Linked DNA regions of Homo sapiens: region 1 is linked to region 2. A link is a contact called in ENCODE Hi-C or POLR2A ChIA-PET data. All regions are on one chromosome and are shown on one strand. Each heading gives the region's core, a stretch centred on a gene start or an enhancer-like site at or near the end of the contact. The rest is flanking DNA. Distances are from core to core; before and after follow the strand shown.

Evidence for each region. A loop is a pair of places that touch in the nucleus more often than their neighbours do. ChIA-PET counts read pairs that join two places held with the same protein, here RNA polymerase II (POLR2A). Pooled maps may share reads with other maps.
Region 1: a pooled map shows a loop between it and region 2 (7-fold over the local background). The contact joins two enhancer-like sites. A Hi-C loop is called at or near these places in 4 of 50 pooled maps. POLR2A ChIA-PET finds 5 or more read pairs at or near these places in 2 of 52 experiments (H1 and activated naive CD4-positive, alpha-beta T cell).

Annotation. Positions count from the first base shown.
Region 1 is chr5:55,059,871-55,063,961 of GRCh38, forward strand. No RefSeq gene overlaps it. Among named protein-coding and RNA genes, the nearest start is that of GZMK, 38 kb to the left of the region's middle. Within about 2 kb of position 2,726, at least 3 of the 41 ENCODE cell types and tissues checked have a DNase peak (open chromatin) inside an H3K27ac peak, as active enhancers do.
Region 2 is chr5:54,608,144-54,612,613 of GRCh38, forward strand. It overlaps a transcript of SNX18 not described here. Among named protein-coding and RNA genes, the nearest start is that of SNX18, 93 kb to the left of the region's middle. Within about 2 kb of position 2,533, at least 5 of the 41 ENCODE cell types and tissues checked have a DNase peak (open chromatin) inside an H3K27ac peak, as active enhancers do.

The DNA of each region.
Region 1 (4,091 bases), core at 1,476-3,975, 450 kb after region 2:
TACCATTTTTCTATTTGCTTTGAGAACAGACTTTAATTGTCCAAGTTTTAGAAAGAAGTCAGTTAGTATAACACTCATGTGAAACTTAGAATAGGTACCTAAGAGTTGTATTAAATTGTTTTATAATTAACATTGTAGAAAGATGAATGCATTGTTTTTGTTCAAAAGTTGTTCATTCACTCTACACTCATTAAGATGACTATAATTAAAAGAAAGAAAGTGACAAGTATTGGGGAAGATGTAGACAGATCAGAACCCTTGCCCACTGTTGAGTGGGAATGTAAATTGTGCAGCCACTGTGGAAAACAGTATGGTAGTTCAGCAAAAAAATTTAAATTGAATTAGCATATGATCCAGCAATTCCCCTCCTGGGTATATACTCAAGAGAATTAAAAGCAGGGACTTAAACAGATAAATATTCATATTCCCCTGCTAAGAGTAGCTTTATGCACAGTAAACAAAAGATGGAAGCAACCCAAATGTCTATCAATGCATGAATGGATAAAGTGTGGTCTGTACATATAATGGAATATTATTCAGCCATAAAAAGGAAATATGGCATATTCTATTACATAGGTGAGCCTTGAGGATATTATGCTAAGTGAAATAAGCCAGTCTCAAAAGAACAAATACTGTCTGTATAATTCTACTTATATGAGGTACCTAGAGTAGTCAAATTTACAGAGACAGAAAGAAGGGTAGTTTCCAGGGGCTGAGAGAGTGGGGAATGGAGAGTTATTGTTTAATGAGTATACAGTTTCAATTTTGGAAGATGAAAAAAGCTCTGGAGATGGCTGGTAGCAACGGTTGCCCAACAATGTAAATGGACTTAATGCCATCAAACTGTACACTTAAAAATGGTTAAAATGGTAAATTCCATTTGTATAAGTCTTACTTTAATAAAAAGAATCCTGCAAAAAATTTAAAAATAAAAATAAGCAAATGAACTATTACAGGCCACAACATGAAGTTTTTTAAGCAAAAAAGATGTACATTAATTTCCTCAATATCTGCCATGCTGTACATACTTAGCTTTTTGAAATAGCATCTAGAGCCTGTGAAAATAGCAATAGACATTTTGGGGCTCTCTGATGTTCTTGCCATCCTTACTCTAAATTCATTCACACCCAAAGTCTTCCTCGTGCTAGAATAAAGCCAGCATTCGATCCAAAAATACAACAGTTTGACCTGAGCTCTTCCGCCAAGATACAGTTCACTTGCAGTTGTGTGTTTCTAATGTTGGTGAAGAAAAGCCAGGAGCCTTCAATGTCCAGAAAGAGTTGGCAACACGGGTTGGCCAGTGGTGTCTATGTTGAGAGCTGGTTCACCTGCCCTCTTCAGAATGGTTGTCAAAATCTGTTCAGGAAGCCCTCAAGGAAGGCAGTTTTCAGGCTAGCCTATTGGTCCCCTCCCCCAGAGTATGTTAGTTCAGCATCTGTCTCAGAACAAGAACTCAGTAAATATCTCACAAATTAATGAATAAATAATTAAACCAATGAATAAATAAATGAAATTCTACAAGAAAAGTCCAACAAGCCTGGAAAAAAGCTGTGCCACCATTAGTTATTCTAATACCCCTGCTCCCCCGTCACTGAAGGAAATAGATGCTGCACTGGGAGGACATGTCATCTTCATCAAACCCCTGCCCGGTGGAAACACCAGGCAGGCAATAAGCCCCACAGAGCCCTCTCTCTGCACATTCCCATCCCTGTGCCTCACAGTCCCTTCCAACATAGGAGCCTGAGGATAGATCACAAACTTCCCAGCTGTTCCCTAGAGCCCTATCACCCAAGAAGGAGAAGGAGCTATGAGGAGGAGGCTGGGGTGGTAAGACTTGGGACCCCCACATGTATACACACATAGTCAGAGCAGCTCTGACTTTCATCTATTTTATATTTTAGTTTTCCACAGAAGATTCAATGAGGTGGGCAAGTTTCCTCTCAAAAAAAAAAAAGAAAGAAAGAAAACACTGGTCTAGCTGCATATTACATGACTATAATCTCCCAGAGGGCAAGAGACTGGAATTGTACCACCATCCCCTAATACCTGGTACAATGCCATGAACTTGATCGGGAAGTGTCTTGGGGCATCAGGCAAGAAGTGCCAATTACCTGGGTCCTAATCCCAGCTCCAACATAAACCTGCTGGGCAAGCTACATGATAAATACTGTTCCATCTTTACTCTTTAAAAAGTGCCACTCTGGAGATTTTTCTACACTAACATCTCCTCATGAATACCTCATTCATGATTTTATCAGCTTAGTTGAAATGTTTTATTTTAGCTGAAGACATCTGAATCGAGCCTTCACTTTCACATTCGGTCAGCATCCTGCACACATGCATATGCACACGCTCTCACCCGCTCCATTCCCCAACACCGCAACCCACATCCCACCACACCCCGCATCCCATCCTGCCGCCCAGGGCACCCTGGGACTCCCCTGCATCCCTCTTTAGATGCCAATTAAGAAAATAAATAGTTCTTATTATCCACTTACCCTTAAATACCTTCCTTGAGAAGTACTTACATCGTTTTTAATGAAGTGATCTGGTGGACAAAGCAAAAACTAATCCAAATTGCCAAGAGCCCCCAGAAGTCCCAATAATTAGTTCTATTCTATTCTCCCATAATGTAAGATATGGTTTTTAGCCTCTAAATATTTACTATTTATTATAGTAAGATGTGGTGTATCTAACTCAAACAGCTAGCGAGCTACCACTCTGCCCAACAGCTGTGCTTTCAAGTGGTTCAGTACATAACCACAAACACTGTGGCTGTATTGCTCTCTGTAAACACTATAAAAAGTCAAATATGCCTATATGCTTCTCAAGTTCACTCAGACCAAAAAAAAACTCACCTGTCCCATATACTATCAATAAAATAACTCCAAAAAGTCCAAATAAATGCAGAATAAACATTTAAAATACTCTAGGCTGGATATCTTTTTACATTGTAATTCACTGTAATTAGTCAAATCCTGTCAGAATGTTGATACAGGATATTTGGTGAACTGGTCAAGTTTAATCATCTCTCTAAAATGAATGGCAAGAATATATTAATATATTATAAGGTCACTCTCCTGTCAAAGGTACAATTAATATAGACAGCACAGGTAAGCCACCAAGGACTCCAAAAGTACAGAGAATAATGTAGAAACCTTTCCATATCTGTCAGCCCCTATCACCAGTTAACTATCAAATTTTGCCAATTCAACTACTTTTGAAAGGTCAATTTATAAATGTCTTATACTATAATCTTTTGTATGTGTGTTCACAGAAAATCAAACAGGCATGTGGCTGTTTGGGGGCAGAGAAATTAGAAGAGAGCACTATCCCCTCTGACGGGGCAGGTACTGCCTCATATGTTGCTTTGGGCTAAAACCCTGGGTCTCTAGGTGCTGAGAGAAGCTAGAAGGAAGGATGACAAAGTCTGTAATTCCTGGGAAATGAGACAGGCAGCATAGCCCATCCAGGCTCTGACTCACTTGGAGACCTTCTCTCTTCTGGCTCCATCCATCCCCCACGTCAATCATAACAAAGAGGAAATCAGCTTTGCCCTCGGGGATGCATCTGGCAACAATTATGATTTGGGGGTGAGTCCAGGTTTAGTTAGGGTATAGGAGGTGCACTGACATTTGCTGAGTGCCAACTATGTGCCATGCAACACTTTACCTTAGTACCTCTCTACCCTGACAACCAGTTCATCATCACCTGGAAAACAGGAAGGAAACGTGGGAAGGCCTGGGACCACTCCAAACCAAGTATTTCACAGTCAGAACAATTACTTTACCGTAATCCTCTCAACAGCCTCATAAACTAGGTACTGCTGTGCTCAGATATGACATAGACATTAAACAGCAGGGCCAGAATTTAGAGCCATGGCTATCTTCTTTCTAAAGTCCTACTCTTTTCCCTGACCGCAGCACTAGAGACTAGCTAGTCTGGTCCTCATTTAGACCATACAATCAATTCAGAAAGTAACTAGATACTTCATATGTATTTTAAATGGAATAAATGAATATATCATGTTCTAAAACTTGAATTAGAAAGGTAAGTTTGTCCAAGTAGATCAGATTAATGAAACAAAGAAT
Region 2 (4,470 bases), core at 1,283-3,782:
TGAGGGATCCAGTTTCTCTGCATCCTCATCAGCATTTTATATGGTCACTATCTTTTTCTTTAGCCTTTCTGATAGGTGTGTGGTCATATTATGGCTTTAATTTGGCTTTCCCTAACGGCTAATGGTACTGAACATCTTTTCATGTGCTTATTTGCCATCCGTATAGCCTCTTTGGTGAAATGTCTCTTCATGTCTTTTGCCCATTTTCTAATATGAACTGTGCTTTTTATTTTTTATTTTATTGTATTATTTTTAAAGTTTTCTTATTTAAAAATAGAAATGGGATCTCACTATGTTGCCCAAGCTGGTCTTGAACTCCTGGGCTCAAGTAATCCTCCCACCTTGGCCTCCCAAAGTGCTGGAATTACAGGCATAAGGCACCACACCCAGCCGCCATGCTTTTTAAATAATGGATTGTGACCTGTTTGTGTACTGACAAGTACTTACTGGGATATGGAGATAGCCTGAGCTGTTTAAATAGTGTTATGAAATCAGTGTTGAAATAAACAGTTGAAGAAGGAAGGATGACTGGTGTGTCTGTGTGGGGGTGTATATGTGTATGCATAGTTGTGTACGACTGTAGCAGGTATTAATCTTAGTTCCCTATATTCAAGTGTGCATCACTTTATTTTCTTTAAATCATCTGAGTACCCATCCTCCTAGGCTGGTGGGAAATTCACACTCAGCCCTTGGTGTCTCTCCCTGCCCTCCAAAGTGTGTAAAGGTCATTAGGTCTTATTAAACACTCTGGCACAGGGAAGACTGTCACTCTAGTTTACAGCTGTGGGTCCACACTGTTTTCCACTAAAGCACCAGTCCATTGTCCCAACCTGTATATCTCATGCTGGGCAGCTCAGCTGCTAATTCCCCGTTCTTAGTGCATAGGACTCTGTGATGAGGTTGGGAGCATCTAATCTCCCATGTTTCCTCACAGCCTCTGAGGTCTTGACACCTTCTCACAGTCCAGTAGAAATTTCTGCAATGATGGAAATGTTCCATAACTACTCTGTCCAGTATGGTAGCCACTAGACATATGAGGCTATAGAGCACTTAAAATGCAGCTAGTGCCACCGAGGAGCTGAATTTTTAATTATATTTAATTTTAATTAATTTAGAACTTTAAAACCACACATGGATATTAACTATTGAGGTGGGCAGTACAGCCTAGGGGGTACTGCCACATTCTTGGTTATGATTTATCCTTCTCTTTTGGCTTTCTAACACCTGAAGAAAATCTCTCTTCCTTTCTTGTTGTCCCCAAAACACATCTTATCTCTCCTTGGGGACGTCATCCGCAATCTCTATGATGGTATTCATTTTCTATTTATTTACTTATTTATTTATAATATCTTATTTTTAGAGTCAGAGTCTTGCTATGTTGCTCAGGCTGGCCTCCAACTTCTGGCCTCAAGTGATCTCCCACCTCAGCCCCCTAAAGCTTAATTTTCATAAAAAACTGAAAAAGCCTCAAATCCTTCTATTTGTCCCACCCTGCAAAAGGGCTGAGATAAAAAAAATGCCAAGGATTTGGCTACCTCCTTGAAATTGAAAAGAAAGAAGTATAGGGAAGACAAACGTGAGCCAATATGTCAATAAATTGCCATGCCGTGGTGATATAGTTTGGATGTTTGTCCCTGCCCAAATCTCATATTGAAATGTAATCCCCCACATTGGAGGTGGAGCGTGGTGGGAGGTGGAGCGTGGTGGGAGGTGATTGGATCATGGGAGTAGATTTCACATGAATGGTTTAGCATCATCTGCTTGGTACTGTCCTTGGAATAGTGAGTGAATTCTCGTGAGATCTGGTCATTTAAAAGTGTGTGGCACCTCCCCTCCTCTCTCTCTCTGTCTTCCTTACTCCTACTTTCACCATGTGACATGCCTGCTTTCCCTTCGCCTTCCTCCATGACTGTAAGCTTCATGAGGCTTCCCAGAAGCTGAGCAGATGCCAGCACCATGCTTCCTGTATAACCTGCAGAACCGTGAGCAAATGAAACCTCTTTTCTTTATAAATTACCCAGTCTCAGGTATTTCCTTATAGCAATGCAAGAACAGACTAACACACACAGTAATACAGTATGACTTAGGTAGGTATCTGAATGATGTGACACCACCCTTGTGTCACATCTGTCAAGAGCTTCAGTCTAATGTGTGTATAGCACTCCGTGGTTTACCAAACCTCACACCACTGAACATGTCGCTACATTGCTCCGACTTTACACACAAAGGAATGGAGGTTGGGAGCAGTTAGCAGAAGCTTAAGCAAGTGATTTCTGTAACTATGGTGAGACTTGAATCCACCCCTACACAGCATCCTGGGCTGGCCACTCTGCAGGGCAGATGGAGAGTGATTTACAAGCAGAGTTTTCCGCTCAGCCAAGATTGGAGATTCAGATGCTTCCCCTCTTGGCCATATTTTCTTTTGCAAATAATCAGGCAAATAACCTGATCAGGCAAATAACCAAAGAGATTATTTGCATAATGTTATTGCTTTGGTGTGTTATTTGTTGGAGTGTGTTAAATAACCACGAATGTTTATTAGTCAGCTCTTCCTCTGCCAGCAGAAGAATGTGGTCCCTGAGATACTTTCACATCCTGTTGTGGTGTTGAAGTAATTAGGAGGGTGTAACAGGGAGGGGGTTAACCCTTGTTGCAGCCCTGGCTGAGGGGAACATATAGATACAAGCTCGTTAAGAGCACAGTCAGTTAGTAGCCTGACATTAGTCCTTGAGAAGTTACCCTTAATCAGACATCCAAATTTCCCTAACATTGTCTGATTCTTTAGGAAAATACAGAATCATCTATTGGCTACGTTTACAAATGTTTTGGTTGATTTCTATGGTCACCCTCTACCCTAATCCAGAACAGAACAGACTGAATATTTAAGGATCATCCTATGTAAATTCAGTTCATTCAACCTCTGCTTTTTAAAAATCTCCTCCTTATGGGTGTTTGCCCCATAATCTTTGCTTACTTTCCAGGTGCTGAGCTTGACCTGCTGAGGAGTCTGTCAGTCTCAGGCTGCTGCTAGTCCCTTGATAAGATAGACGCATTTCCCTGAGAGATATATTTTAAACATATCACTTCCTTCTGGTTTTTAAGATCATTCTGCTGTCTCTTGAACATCTTCAAGGTAGCCCTAAGCCTGCTGGCCTCACCCGCCCCAGTAGGAAGCATGCCCAAGATGGTCCTTTCCCCACCCAGAGAGAGAATCACCATGCCCTGTCTCCTGAACATGACTTTGACTCTACAGTCAAAAAAAAATCCCTTGGGCCTTTGTTTCCTACTTCACCCTGCGGGTCCCAGGGTAGTCTGCTCTCTGTTGTCCTCCAGGTCCCCTTCTAGATTCCATTCTCCTGCTGACTAATGGTGTCTGGAATGACGTTCTAGAAATTATTTTCCTCTCCAGGAACAACTTAAGGGGAGGAAGAAGAGGATGCCAGCTAGGAAATCGTGTCTACTGATTCCTAGTTTGTCTTTCACTTGCCTGGAATGGTAACCCCAGATATTTCCAAGAGGTTTCAGTCTATACCTACTTTAGCTTATTCCTGAAAGCATAAACGCCACTCACATAAGCCTTTATCTGGTAAAAGAAAGGAGAAGTGGGGGTGGGGGCTGGAAATGATGGGGAAGCAACTTGACTGGTTTGAGGGGGGATGTTTACAGTGTTGGGGTGAGGCAGGGTGCCTGGAGCAACACATTGTGAATTCTGGAATTTTCTTCTTCTTCTTCTTCTTCTTTTTTTTTAATTAGAGACAGGGTCTTGTTCTGTACTCCAGGCTGGAGTGCAGTAGCACAATCATAACTCACTGTAACCTCAAACTCCTGGACTCAAGCGATCCTCCCGCCTCAGATTCCCAAGTAGCTAGGACTACAAGTGTGCTTCACCATGCCTGGCTAATTTTTAAATTCTTTAATGTAGAGATGATGTCTCACTATATTGCCCAGACTGATCTTGAACTCCTGGGATCAAGCGATAACTTGTTGTTATAATAGTTAATATTATTGTTAGTAATGAGCTATTCCTAATAAGGACCATTCAAGTTATTGCTTTGGCAGAGGAGCAATTAAAGAGTAGATTCTTTCCAATTTTCCTCTTAGAGGGTGGGAATTTTTTTTTATTTTTTTTTTTTGAGATGGAGTCTCACTTTGTCACCCAGGTGGGAGTACAATGTCGTGGTCTTGGCTCACTGCAACCTCTGCCTCCCGGGTTCAAGCGGTTCTCTTGCCTCAGCCTCCAGAGTAGCTGGGACTACAGGTGCGTGCCACCACACCCGGCTACTTTTTTTGTGTGTATTTTTAGTGGAGAGAGTGTTTCACCATGTTGGCCAGGCTGGTCTCGAACTCCTGACTTCATGATCTGCCGGTCTCGGCCTCCCAAAGTGCTGGGATTACAGGCGTGAGCCACCGTGCCTGGCTGAGGGTGGGATTTTTAAACTTGGATTTTATCGGCATACGCACTGGGGCTTA